Linked DNA regions of Mus musculus: regions 2 and 3 are each linked to region 1. The links are chromatin contacts, found by POLR2A ChIA-PET in ENCODE. All regions are on one chromosome and are shown on one strand. The core of a region is the stretch at or near the end of the contact, and the rest is flanking DNA. Distances in the headings are between cores, read along the strand shown.

Region 1 (4,611 bases), core at 1,268-3,767:
TTTCAGAAGCTATTGATAGCTGAAAATTATATTGTTCAATCCTGCCTATCTATTTCAGTAGATGCTAAGTGCAGTTAAGTAATCCAGTTCCTGCTTTCTTGGTGCTTCCAAATCTTCAGAGAAGGAGCACACTGCCATCTGGGGTGGCAGGTCCTGTGAAGGATATGAATAATACATACAATCAGAACACCAAGGGAGGCATCCATTCAGGACAGATAAGTGTGAATAGCTCCACAGAGGGTAGGTGTGTATCTGGGCTCGGAAGAAAAAACAGGGTTCAACAAACGGGGATGAGATGGATCATTTCAAGATGTTGGGACAACTGTAAGTATCAAGAAAGAATGACCACTTTGTGGAATACTGTACCTTAACTAGAAGAAGAAGGGGAGGAAGAAGAGAAGAAAGTATTCTTAGTGGGGTTTGTGCCTGGCAAGTCAGGAGTCAGACTGAATTTGAACTCTATTCTGTAGGTACCAGGCAATAAGACAAAGAACTACATGCAACTAAGGAAAAGCTGAGAACTGGAGAGACAGTCTTTCCCAGGGAAGAGCACACTAAGTGGTTATCTAATCCCAAATGGTCACCCCTGAAACATACACATACAGGTAACATTATAAGGATAGAGGTTTTATTTATATACTTAGCAATATATCTATCTTTCTATACATACATACATACATATATACATACATAAACAATTAAAGAAAAAGAGACTATGAATTTGAAAGATGCAAGAACGATGGTTTGGAGGGAAGGGAGAAATGATCTAATTATATTATAATCTGGAAATATATGTAAAAATGGCCTTTTGAAAGGCCAGCTGGCAGTGATCTTGAAACCCTTGAATTATGATGGGTGGATCATTTGCAAATTGTTAAAATAAAAAGCTTTGAACATTATGAGCTAGTCAACTTAATCTGATTGGATGAGAAAGGTCTTTTAGTTGTTGTTGCAATCTGAGCCTCTTTGACTGGGAAGGCTGTATACAACTTTTTATTTTTTATATTTAATTTTATATTAGAAATTTCATACAAGTCTTTTCTGTACATCAAACATATTCCCCTTCCATTAATCCCTTTAATTCCCTTGGACAACTTCTTATGCTTAGCTTTTATTTCGCAAATTCTTGATTTAATGTACCTATGTAAAATCTAGGAATCGCAAGCAAAAGGAAACAAGATATTTATGTTTTTGAAACTGGCTTATTCAGCCTAATATGATTATCTCCAGTTGGACCTATTTTCCTACATGTTATTTCGTTCTTTATGGTGGAAAAATATGTGTATACACACCATATTTCCGTTATACATTCTTCTGTTGTTATATAATTTGGTTAAGCAAATGTTTTGAGTGTAGGTTTAGAACTCTACTTTTGCATACTTCTCGATCCTCCTCAAGCATTAGGCCAGCCTACTTAACCTCCGTTTTTATGTCAAAAGGAAAAGGTGTGGGACTTGCAGAAGAGACTGCAGAGCAAAGGGGGCACTATGGGCAGGCGGGATCACTTTCTGTTGAAGCATCATACGGATGCCCAAAGCTAACATGAGCAGTTCTTGGCTTTAAATATAAAACTTAGACGGAATCTCTTAGGAAGAGATTCCCCAAATCAGCTAATCTGAACTTGACTACAGATGACTGAAGGGCCTCAGCAGAAGAGGTTAAACTTGGGCTAAGTTCGAAACGGGAAACTTCTTTTCAGAGGGCCTAGACTTGCAGAGCTCTCTGAAGTGGTAGAGACGAGCTTGCCCAAACCCCACGCGAGATCAGCGATCAGCGAACCGCGGCGCCAAGACCTCGGGAGCTACAAATGGACTCCCCAACCACCAATTACGCGGTTTAGGACCGGAGAGGAGAAGGCCCGCCCAAGAACGTAGCCCCGCGCTCCGATTGGACAAGCTCATTTCTCTCCCGGGGCTCCTTCGCCTGTCAATCACGTTGCTCTGACACGACCTTGGCCCCGCCCCCGTTCGACTGACGCAATGCTTGGTGTTCTTGGGCACCCCGGCCCTCGCTTCATGTTCTCATTGGTAAGCAGGGCGCAAAGAGAGGGAGGACGCTCTTCTGCTTTCTGAGCTGCCTGTGTAGTTTCCCTCTTAACGCGCTGTCTGGAGAACAATCCCAGCCTGGAGCCTAGCGCAGGCGTACACAAGAGCCGACAGCGGCGCGGCGTTTCCCCTTTCTCCCTCCCGAGAGCTTTCCTTTACAGTTGTGACGCACAAGGCACCCCGCTCACTGCCTTCACTTGCGATTGGTTGTGGCCCGCGTCTGTCACGTAGCCCCTCCCTCCCACCCAGCTATGGACTCTTGATAGACAGCCGGGAGGCCACGCCCCCACCCCCGTCTGCCGCTTAGCCCTGCGATTGGCCGAGGGCACTGGCATGCTTTCCCGCCCCGGCCCCCTCCGGAGACTCCGGAGGCTAGTGGGACCCCGCGGAAGTTGTCAGTCAAACTCCTTCCTCCACCCCCCGCGAGGACCTCCCCCGGGCCGCGGGAGCGCGCACGCACGCGCACCGAGTCCCCCCTCACCCGAACCAGCCACCCTCTCAAGTTGTAGCAGTTGCTTCCCGGGCGTGCTCCGTGGGCGGCCGGTGGGCGCGGGAGGCTGAGCGAGGGCGACGCTCCAGGGATCCAAGGATCCAAGGATCGGGGTACGGGTGGCCGCCCCGGGCGATGAGGGGCCATCGCTGACAGGAGAACGAGCGCTCGGCAGCGGCTCGCGCGGACCCGCGATGGAAGCGCCCCGGGAGGAGGCTCCCGGCCGGGCGGACAGCGCGGGCGGCAGCCGCTGAAGACCTGTCCGGACTCCGCGCGCTAAGGGGCCGCGAGGCGCGCCCGGCGTCCGCACCCGCGCGCTCGCCCCAGCCGTCCAAACTTCGGGCTCGCCTCCGCCCGCCCTCGTCGCCGGGCGTCAGCAACTTGTGCGGCCCGCGCGCCCCCGCCCTCCCCTCCGCCAGCCCCGGGAGGCGGCCGCGCGGCGCGGGGATGCGGCCGTGAGGCGCTGTCGGGTGAGGAGCAGCTCGCGGAGCGCGAGGGCGGCGCGGCCGGGGCCCGGGGCGCAGGGGCGCAGGCCCGCCGTGCCCGTCCCCCGCCGATTGCCCGGGCCAGCCGCCGCGGGAGGCGCCGATCGCCCGGGTCGCCGAGATGTCGTCGCCGTCGCCGCCCGCACCAGTTGCCTGCGCCGCCATCTCGGCCTCGGAGAAAGTGGACGGCTTCACCCGGAAATCGGTGCGCAAGGCGCAGAGGCAGAAGCGCTCTCAGGGCTCGTCGCAGTTCCGCAGCCAGGGCAGCCAGGCGGAGCTGCACCCCCTGCCCCAGCTCAAAGGTAACCCCCGGCCGCCCCTGGCCCGCGCTCCCGGGGCAAGCCCTACTCCCCTTCCCACCTGCGCGCTTGCCCCGCCTGCCCTTGCCTTGGCGATTTCAGGGTCCCCAGAGGTACCTGCGCTCCCTTCCCTCGTCCAGTCTTTCGACTCCCTGCCTCGCTGAGCCTCAACCCTGGTTTTCTCCAAGCTTAGCTAGTTCTTCTCTTTCTCTGTTTGTCCCTCAGTTGTCACATCCAGGGTCCAAACAAACTGCTGCCGAGTTAGCTGGCCTTTAGACGTAGCTATATAGAACTAGCTTAAAACCGGGACCAGGTGACAGATCTTACTGTCTCGTTAGACGTAAATGTTATACCTCAGAAGACCTCGATTGTCTTTGGAGAGGTTATGAAGGAAGAGTAATTTCTTTGCCGTGGAACGGGAACTTGGTTAGCGCGGCTATGCTTCCAAGGACTTTGTAAGGTTTTGTAAGTAATTCAGATTGGTATCCGTGCCTAATGCCTCGCAGGAGTGCTTGGCACTCCTTTTGGCTCTCTTTTCTCACCCGGTTTGGAGGCTTTTCATGAGTTGTTTACTGGCGTTCTTGCTTATTCTTTGAGAATTACTGGCTTTTAATTTAATAATTTTACGTCTTTGCATTTTATGAGCTAGATGTCATTAATGGAAAAGATGTTTATGTTCCTAGATATTTAAGAAATTCTTTGCAACCTGATAGAAACCTAGAGAATGAGTCACAAGGCCAAGAAATAAAAGAAAGGCTCATGCCAAAATAGATAAATGATCAGCAGATTTTTCAATTCTTTTGACAAAGATCCAGCATCCCTTTCAAGGCCAATCTGGTTGTGATTTGTCTTTGAGTCTATGAATCCTGACTTAGTTTGGCAAGGAGTGTAAAGAAAACCCTAGATCAAATCAACAGTTGACCAGCAACAGCTTGGAACCCCATTTAAACTCTACATCTGCCTCTCGGGGTGCTTCTGAATTAAGGATATACCACTGGTAGAATCACACAGACTTTTGAAAATAGTTTATGTTAGGTGTGTGGTGTCTCATTTGTTGCTTTATTGCTCTTTACCATACTAGAATTGTTCAAATTGATACAGCACTGTCAGTGGAGTGCAGCCATAGCCTAAAATAACTCTGTCCTACCTGTTAGGATAGTGAATTGCTACTCAGAGGTTTAAGCTTTTATACTTAATTAAGAGTTATTTTATCCTTTGTTTTTCATTAGTTTATCCTGTTAATTTTAGTTTGAAGTCTCGATACTAGCATTTTTCTTATGTATCTAATTTGC
Region 2 (4,611 bases), core at 567-3,066, 510 kb before region 1:
ACTGCGTCACCTCTCTGAAACATACAAGAGAAACAAAACTCTAGGCAATCAGTAAGCATCACTGAAGGGATGTCCTCTGACAGGAACAAACCTGATGTGAGGGTCTCTGTCAGTGGCACTAGACAGACTGAGAAAAGCAGCTCTAACGTAAAATCATCGTCAAGAACATAAAACATAGCGTCTTTGTAGAAGGGTTCACAAACTGACAAATCAACAACCTGGGTCTATTGCTGGGGGTGCAGGCCTTGACCCCAGAGAGACATGCAGGAGGTAATCTGTGAGTTTGAGGCCGGCCTGTCCTACAGAGTGAGTTCCAGGACAGCCAGGGCTATCCTGAGAAACCCGTCTAGAGGAACCAAAAACAAACCAACAAAACAACCTGAAGCTATCAACAAAGTTGGAAGTCAACAATCACTAAGTAACCTGAAAGTTCCCGTCAGAGGGCACACCTGAGGAGCTTCTCTTTCTCCTTTCCCACGCACCACCTGAACTTCCAAACATGTTCCTATGCATTGGAGAAGGTAAGCTGCCTCCGTAAGTAACCTAACCAGATACAAGTGGCAAGAAAAACTGGAAGATACACACAATGTTAACATCGAGGGTGGTAGGTTCTTTCTCATTTCTTTTCAACACTTACCTTCCAAATTACCATCAAGCACACGTGCTCAAGATGAAAAACGCTCGTTAAAACCACGAGAGTAATACATCACCACTGGGTCGAGCACCATTATGCCAACCCGAGGAGGTGAGGGTGCAACGTGCCTTGGCAGGTCCCTAAACAGTGATTTTCCGGATTAGGTGGTCGGTTCAGGGAAACACACACTCCCGTTCACAAAGGCCGCCTTTAACCAGGGCCCACACACCCCCAGCACATCATTATCAAACTTGTTCAGTGGGCACGAAACCACCGCGCACCTGGGCGCGGGGCGTGGCACCCACCGCGGTCGCCAGGGGGCGCCTGTCCCGAACACTGTGGCGCTCACCTGCCTGGTCCGCCTTCAGCCCGTTGGAATTGCTGGTGTTGGCCACCAGCGTGTTGGTCTCCTCCTGGTCCGGCGCCCGGCCCGGCGGCGCGCCCGCCTCGACCCCCGCGCGGCCCGCCTTGCGCGCGCCCTTGGCGAGGTGGCCGTGGCCGTGGCCGTGCGAGTGGCCGTGGCCCGCGCCCTGGCCCTCGCCGCTGTGATGGTGGAACAGACAGAGCCCCAGCACGTTGACCAGCAGCCCCGCCACGCCGACGCTCAGCACCACGAGCGGCTGCTGCATCTCATGCGGCTCGATGAAGCGCTCGACGGCTTCCAGCAGGATGGCGAAGCACAGCCCCGTGAGGAAGATGGCGTTCACCAGTGCGCCCATCACCTCAGCGCGGATCCAGCCGAACGTGTTCTTCTGCGTGGCGTGAGTCCTCCGGGCGAAGCGCTCGGCCACCAGCGCCACTACGAGCGCCAGCACGTCCGACAGCATGTGGAAGGAGTCGGACAGCATGGCGAGCGACGCGGTCACCCGGCTCACCACCACCTCCAGCACCATGAACATGAAGGTCAGCAGCAGCATGCACAGCAGCCGGCCGCGGTTGCGGCCCCAGCAGCCCATGGCGGCGGCCTGAGGCTCGGCGCTGACGCGGGAACGGGAGCGGCGCTGTGGGGAAACCGCCGGCCGCGCAGCTACTCAAGCGCCGGCGCTCGGCTGGGCTGGCGAGGCGGAGGGCGCGGCGGGCCACTGCGTGCCGAGGGGCTGCCGAGCATCGGACCGAAGCGCTCGGGAGACGGCGTCCGCGGCGACTGCGCTCGGCCCGGAGGCGTCCGCCGTCTTCGCCCCCCCTCCTTTGCAGACGGTTTACAAAAAAACTTTGCTTTGCACTCGGAACCCCCGTTTTCACACGGACCCGAGCGTGACAAGGCCCCGGTGCCCCGCCCCCCAGGCCCGGCTCGCCTCCCCATTGGCCAGAGCTGCCTCACGACAGCCCCGGCGTCCCGCCCTTCCTCGGCCTCTATTGGCTAGCGCGGCGGAGGGGCGGGAGGGGGCGGGGCGCGGCCGCGGGAGCTGGGGGCGGGGCCTGTGCACTGGGGAGCCGGGCGTGGGCCGGGGGCCGCGGCCGGGTGCAGCGGCGGGCGGTACGGGGGAGGGTGGGCGCGGGCCGCGTGCAGCGGTGGGCAGGCGGCAGGGCGGTGGCGCCGAGCCCTGGGGCGCAGTGAGCAGTTGCCGCTTCCCGCGGTGCGGGTTCCGGGCCGCGGTTCCCCTTTGCCGGCCCGGCCGCCCCAGACTTTGATCCTGGGAGCTGGGTGCACGTGGGGGCGGCTGGGTGACAGGTCGGCGCCCAGGAGGGGCGGGGAGTGTGGGCTGTGCGGACGGCGGCGGGGGCGCGGCCGCGGCCGAGTGAGGAGCTGAGTTAGGAACTGGTTGCTAGCAGCACAACCTTAGCCTCAGGAACACTTTCCATCCAGGGGTCACCCGCACGGCCACCCCCCACCCCTCCCCAGGGCAACCGTGTGAAGTCAGCTTGTCGCTGACACTCTTAAAGTGTGGAGTGCTGACTTGGGGCGGGAGCCTGCTGCGTGACTTGGGCAAGTCACCTAATCTCGCTACACCTGTTTCTTCATCAATACAGGGAAGGGTTGGGCAAGTGGAACTCTTCTGCTTCCTTCTAGCTAAAATTCCAAGGCTCTGTGATTTCACACTATTTATAGGTTTTTAAACCTCCGAACCCTTGTGTGGGCTGTTTGGAGGGGGAGGGGCGACCAGAATACAAAAGAAGATGGTGGGGAGGCACGAGGAACCAAACACCCTTGCTGAGTTGGCTAAAACTCTATGGAGTTCGTCCTCCAAGCGAGAACAGTGGATGTGTGCACATCTATGTGGGTAAAGCCCCCCACACCCCAATGGAGGCTATAATCATCAGAGAGGCCTCTGTTGAGTCGCCAAACCTGCCTTTCGAAGGACCCTCTGGGTACCAGCTATTGCATTGAGATATTCATGGCCCACTGTGTTCTTTTGCATGAAAAAAATTTCCTTTTGGCTTTTCTGAACAGTTTCTGTGAGTAAACCCTGGCTGTGCTGGAACTCCCTCTTTAGACCAGGCTGTCCTTGAACTCAGAGATACAGCTGCTTCTGCCTTCTGAGTGCTGGGATTAAGGTGTTCGCCACCACCGCTCAGCGGAAAATCCTATTCCAAGATTGCCTCTCACTTTGTACACCTTGTTCTCATCCCAGCACCCAGACTGGAAAGCTAGGCGGGTAAGAGAATAAATAGAACCTGGTGACGGACTGGGTATTGGGCGGCAAGAGAGCTAAAGGGGAGGATTAACAGGTATGTTTCGAAGCCGGTGAGGGAAATCCTGCCTTAAGTGGCATTTCTTGGGAAATGGGAAAACAGTGAAATCCACTTTGAGATGCTGAATTTGAATAAGCATGATAGCAGGGCTTAGATTGGACTCTGGAACTCCAGTAGTCACCCCATGCGCACAAAGTGGGAAGCACAGCTTCAAACTTTCTCCCAGCCTGCCTATATAGAAGTCTAAATTTGGAAGGCACTTAAAGTATCCTTAAGTCACTGGGCAGCTGGGGACCGTTTTGCCTCCTACAATGGCCCTTTATTGAGACAGATTCCTTTAAAACAGTGGTTCTCAACCTTCCTAATGCTACCCTTTCATTGCTACTTCACAATGATTTTGCTACTGTTACGAATCTGAATGTAAATATCTGTTTTCCAATGGTCTTAGGCAACCCCCATCTCCCCATGAAAGGGTCCTTTGACCCCCGAAGGGGTCGTGACTCACAGGTTGAGAACTACTGCTTTAAACACTAGGTAAATAATAAGGCAGGTTTCCCTTGCCAACTGGGTCTTGCCCCCACAGGGACTAAACAGACCAGCCTGGAAGATGTTTGAAGATGTTTCACCATAAAAACCATTTCTGCTTCCGACAGCAGCCACAGCTGAGGAGGCTGTCTCACATTCAAGCTGTCTCCCAAAAGGCTGCTTTATTCCCTCATCGCCTGGTAGAGGGTGGGGCAGCACAGCCCCAAAGTGTAGAGAAGTCACAATGGCCAGCCAACTCAACTTGCCTGATAATTTTCACATCCACGTTGATTAAATCTAGCACACTTTACTTTTAGGTACTGTACACTCCACCCTCTGAACTTGACACTCCTGGGGGGAACTCCTGGTAGAATCTTGGAGGATTGTGAAAGCCCCAGACCTGAACAGATATTGTCAAAAATCAGTGTAGCTGGGTGTGGTAGTGCTTGCTTTTAATCCCAAAGGCAGGAGAATCTCTTGTGAGTTAGAGGTCAGCCTGATCTACACAGTTTCAGGACTGCCAGGGCACATAGACTCTACTTTAAAAAAAAAAAAAAAAAAAAGTAAGACCAAGAAGATGGCTCGGCTGCTAAAGGTGCTGCACAGAGCTGGTGGCCTGAGTTTTCCGCATGGCGGAATGAGAGAGCTGACTCAAGTTGTCCTCTGACTTACACAATGCTTTTTGGTTTTTTGTTTGTTTGTTTTGTTTTAAGTTTTAAAAATCATTGTATAAAGTTGGGCCTTGCCTGCTAAGACCCAAAAACAAAACACCACAGACCATGTGAGCATGAGAGTGCATTTGACGTCAGCTGACCGTA
Region 3 (4,611 bases), core at 1,580-4,079, 370 kb after region 1:
AAAGCATACCACGTACCAAGCATTGTTCAATCCTTTAATCATTACAGTAGTCCCAGAAAGGATCCTGACATCCTATTACAACACAGCTATGTTAAGTGCTCAAGGTCACACAGCTAGTAAAAACTAAAGGTAGATTTTAGGTCCACATGGCCACTCATGGTGGTACATGCCTTTAATCCCTGCACTCAGAAGGCAGAAGTAGAAGGATCTCTGTGAGTTTGGGGCTAGCCTGATCCTTATGGGGAATTTCAGGATAGTCAGGGCTACGTAGAGGGACCCTGTCTGGGGGAAAATAAAACAAAATAAAAATACATAATATGGGGCTGGAGAGATGGCTCAGAGGTTAGGAGCACTGATTGCTCTTCCAGAGGTCCTGAGTTCAATTCCCAGCAACCACATGGTGGCTCACACCATCTGTAATGACATCCAATGCCCTCTTCTGGTGTCTCTGAAGAGAGTAACAGTGTACTCATATAAAATAAATAAATCTTTAAAAAATACATAATATAATATATACAACATATCACACACATATATATTTAATATGTCATGTATATATATATATATCACCCACATAGCCCCTCCTTAGTTATGATGTCCTTTTCCTCTCCCACAGACTCCCTAGGTAATAAATAGACTTTGTGTATGGTTACAGTGTTATAAACAGAACTCTGTCATGTGCAAGAAGGGCACATGAGAAGGAGAGCAAGAGTAACATAAACATCTGCAGGGAAAATCAGAGCTGATCGACCATTCCAGAAACCTCGGGAGTTGTTGTCAACCAACTCTTCTTGTTAACAAAAGAGAGGACAAATGCCCTTTAAGCACAAGGAGCCTAAACAAACAAGAACCCCTGATTCCATGCAGGGAAGAGGTTATCTGTCAGATCTGGTAAGAGATGATCTCCAATTCTCACCAGATTATAGGGAAATAATATCTACTATATTTTTCCAGTTTGGGACTTTTGAAAGGGAGTCAATTTGCAAGTAATCTAAATGACTGGGCAAGGACAGAAAGGTACCCAACATTCGACCCCTGGCTCCCCTTTCTGAACATTTGTGTTTTTAAAACAGTTTGGGCTGGAGATGTAGCTCAGGCGGCAGAGTGGCTCTCTGGTATGCAAGAAGTCTTGGGTTTGCCTTCAACACTGCCTAACACTGAACCTGATGGCACATGCCTGCAATCTCAGTACTTGGGAGGCTGAGGCAGGAGGAGCAGGAGTTCAAGGTTATTCTCTGCTCCATAGTGAGCTCCTTAGTTTAAGGCCAGTCTAGGTTATTTGAGATTCCATATGGAAAACAAAACAAAAATAAGTAAAAGAAAAACAAGTAAACAAAAGTCTCCAATGCAATCCTGTTTTGTTGGCCAGGCTGCCAGGTTCCCTTTAAATCTGTGGGCCTGGATGATTCTTCTGCCTTCGCCTCCAAATAACTGGGACTACAGGCGTGTGCTCAGCTTGAGCATGTTTGTTTGTTTATTTGTTTGTTTAGGAGCCTTCACAGGCTCCACAGTCCATGAGACCATTAACATCTCTGAATACTTAAGATAAATTTTGTTGAGCATTAAAAACACAATTCATATTTTTATAAATTCACAAAATAAACGTTTTGAGCGCAGATTAAGTCCATTGGGTTCCTCATTTAGTTTTTTTTTTTTTTTCAGAGACTCAATAATCTAATTCAGTTACTCAATAATCTAAAACAACCTCCAAAGGAACATCTACAAAGCCGTGCTGGGAAGAACTTACAGGGTTTCCCTTCTTTTCTTAACATAGTGTGTTTGTTGGGGAGGGCACCTGTGTGATGGTCAGAGAACAACTCTGCGGGTGCTGAAGAACTGAACTCAGGTTTGCCGGGTTGTCAGAAAGAGACGTTACCCCCTGAACAGTCTCGCTCTATACGAGCCTCACTTTTCCTAAAGAAATGAATTAATTTACAAAATACTTTGTGGAGCTATTCACAGCATGGGGAACTCCCCAGCGGCTGTATCACCATAGACAATGCCTTGTCCCTCTGCACCCTCAAACTGTTAATAGTTCTCCTATCTCCCCATGACTAAAGGTTTATGGGCTTGGTCTTCTGCAGGTCCCCTGCAGCCACTGTGAGCTCATTAGCGCCAGAGTCATTCCAACACTCAGGAAGCAGAGATAGGTGGATTTCCATGAATTCGGGTCAACCTGCCTACAGAGTCCCGGGTGACACCCTGTCTAAAAAGGAGGATCAGAGGGAGAGAGAGTGAGTAAATCTTAAGTCCTGGCACCCCGTGTTTGCACGCACAGCTTCCCAAAGGGTAGCAGGCTGACTTTGTCTAAGGCCCAGTAGGACCCTGATGCTTCCGGAGCTCTGCCCTCATCCGGTCCCGGGATGTGCAAGTACACGGTTAGCTTATGCACAGACTTTGGTTACTGGTGGGGTACAGGAGGCAGGCAGGGGCTGCACCTGTCCATTACCTCCTTCAGTCCTCTGCGTGGATGGAGCCGCTCAGCTCAATCAACGCAAAGGCCTGCTTCTGAGGAAGCCTCTTTCTTTGGGCGGACGGAAATGCTTTCTGGCGCTCTCCTTCCAAGATAACCTGAGGCTAAACGCTGCGGAGCGAGCGCAGAGAAAGGCCTGGCAGCTCCAGCAAACCACAGCGTAGAGAACGCCTGCCTTGGGCTCCTCTTACATCTTCACAAGCTTGACCCCGCCCCTCTTCTCGGCAACTCCCCGATTGGTTTTCTGGACTTCCGAAACGCTCAATGATTGGATGGAGGGTCGCACTACGCGATACGAGATGCCCTGGGGGCGGGGACTGCCGGCAAGAGCCAGGCGCGGTGAGCTCTGCTTCACTTAGTCAGCAAGCGGCGCAGGCGAGCGCGCTGAACCGGGTGGGACCTAGGAGCCGGCGAGGAGCACTAAGGGGCGGCGGGGCGGGGAGCCGGGAGGCATGGCGCGGCCCGATGACGAGGTGGGGCCGGCCGTGGCGCCCGGGCACCCGCTGGGGAAGGGATACCTTCCAGTGCCCAAGGGCGCCCCGGACGGGGAGGCGCGCTTGGTACCGCAAAACGGGCCTGAGGCGCTGAACGGAGGCCCCGGGCTCGGCCCGCTGATCGCGGGAGCCCAGGGCGGGCCGCAAGCCCTGATAGCGGCGGAGGAGGAGACCCAGGCCCGGCTGTTGCCCGCGGGCGACGGGGAGGACGTCCCATGCCCCGCGTGTCCCCCGCGCACAGCGCTGTCGCCGAGGCGCTTCGTGGTGCTGCTCATCTTCAGCCTTTACTCGCTGGTGAACGCCTTCCAGTGGATCCAGTACAGCAGCATCAGCAACGTGTTCGAGGACTTCTACGAGGTGTCGCCGCTGCACATCAACTGGCTGTCCATGGTGTACATGGTGGCCTACGTGCCCCTCATCTTCCCGGCCACCTGGCTGCTGGACACGCGAGGCCTGCGGCTCACGGCGCTGCTGGGCTCCGGCCTCAACTGCCTGGGAGCCTGGGTCAAGTGCGGCAGCGTGCAGCGGCACCTCTTCTGGGTCACCATGCTGGGGCAGATCCTGTGCTCCGTGGCCCAGGTCTTCATCCTGGGCTTGCCCTCCCCCGTCGCCTCGGTATGGTTTGGACCCAAGGAGGTGTCGACGGCTTGTGCCACAGCAGTGCTGGGCAATCAGGTAAAGACTGGAACGTCTAGATAACTGGGATCCTTTCAGGCTGGTAGGAAGTCATAGGCCGGGCTGGGGCAACGGTCTGTGGGTAAAGTGCATACTATAGAAGCGTGAAGACTGGGCTCCAGCACCACGAGAAAAGCCTGGCACGGTGGCTCCAGGGTGTATTCCCAGCCAGCACTGACAGGTGAGGAGGACAGCTCCTGAGAAAGGACACCGAGGTTGCCCTCTGGCCTACACACAGGCGCACACACGGGCACGCTTGGAAACTGGCGGTAAAAGAGATCTCAGGTGTTTTTGTCGCCACTGCAGAAGAAAGGTCTTGAGATCTGGAAAGTTTGTTTCCATGTTAAATGTCCTTGGAACAGCCCTGATTTAATTGTATTAGTATTAGTAGTCAGCCCAGCTTGGCACCTACTGGTCACGTATAAGTGAATGTTCAATAAATGCTCCGGTGATAAAGACTTGGCAGTATTACTGAGTCCAGCTATTAGTTCTTAACCGTGAGACAGTGGAAGGCAAATCACTGATCAAGAATGGTTAGTGGGATAAGTCAAGGCTTCCTTAAGAAATGATCTTGTTTTTTTCTACCATCATAAATTCAAATGCCACTAGAATAACAGAAATAATAGTAGGTAAAAGGTTTTTGTATGTGATTTATTTATTTAAAACGGTCTCTTCCACTGTGTAGGGCAGGCTGGTCTGGAAATCACAGTGTCCCCCTGGCTGGCCTCAAACTTGACAATCTTGCTTCAGGCTCCCAAACACCACCATGAGTCACCACAATATTATGTTTGCATTTGTTAATTTTAGGCTTGTTATTGTAACTTAAAATTTTGCTAGAGGGCACTTGTGACACCTGATGTTTTTGTCACCACTGTAAATGTCACATTTTAAAAGATGCTTAGTATTCATTCAGTTGAAGGAAATCTAGTTTAAAAAAAAAATCTATAATCCTTTCTATACATATATTGT

What was found. ChIA-PET counts read pairs that join two places held with the same protein, here RNA polymerase II (POLR2A).
Region 2: POLR2A ChIA-PET joins it to region 1 with 18 read pairs in embryonic stem cell. The contact joins the promoter of Slc30a1 here to the promoter of Ppp2r5a in region 1. POLR2A ChIA-PET finds 5 or more read pairs at or near these places in 3 of 5 experiments (Patski and embryonic stem cell).
Region 3: POLR2A ChIA-PET joins it to region 1 with 25 read pairs in embryonic stem cell. The contact joins the promoter of Flvcr1 here to the promoter of Ppp2r5a in region 1. POLR2A ChIA-PET finds 5 or more read pairs at or near these places in 4 of 5 experiments (Patski and embryonic stem cell).

What each region holds. Positions count from the first base shown.
Region 1 is chr1:191,394,947-191,399,557 of GRCm38, reverse strand. It overlaps Ppp2r5a (protein phosphatase 2, regulatory subunit B', alpha), which reads left to right and starts at 2,517. Exons shown (of 13, transcript NM_144880.4): 1 at 2,517-3,322. The coding sequence starts at 3,142.
Region 2 is chr1:191,903,986-191,908,596 of GRCm38, reverse strand. It overlaps Slc30a1 (solute carrier family 30 (zinc transporter), member 1), which reads right to left and starts at 1,816. Exons shown (of 2, transcript NM_009579.3): 1 at 984-1,816. The coding sequence starts at 1,590. It overlaps 1700034H15Rik (RIKEN cDNA 1700034H15 gene), which reads left to right and starts at 1,070. Exons shown (of 5, transcript NR_030669.1): 1 at 1,070-1,537.
Region 3 is chr1:191,024,408-191,029,018 of GRCm38, reverse strand. Flvcr1 (feline leukemia virus subgroup C cellular receptor 1) reads left to right here and starts at 2,829. Exons shown (of 10, transcript NM_001081259.1): 1 at 2,829-3,642. The coding sequence starts at 2,926. A230020J21Rik (RIKEN cDNA A230020J21 gene) reads right to left here and starts at 3,668. Exons shown (of 2, transcript NR_027298.1): 1 at 2,450-3,668.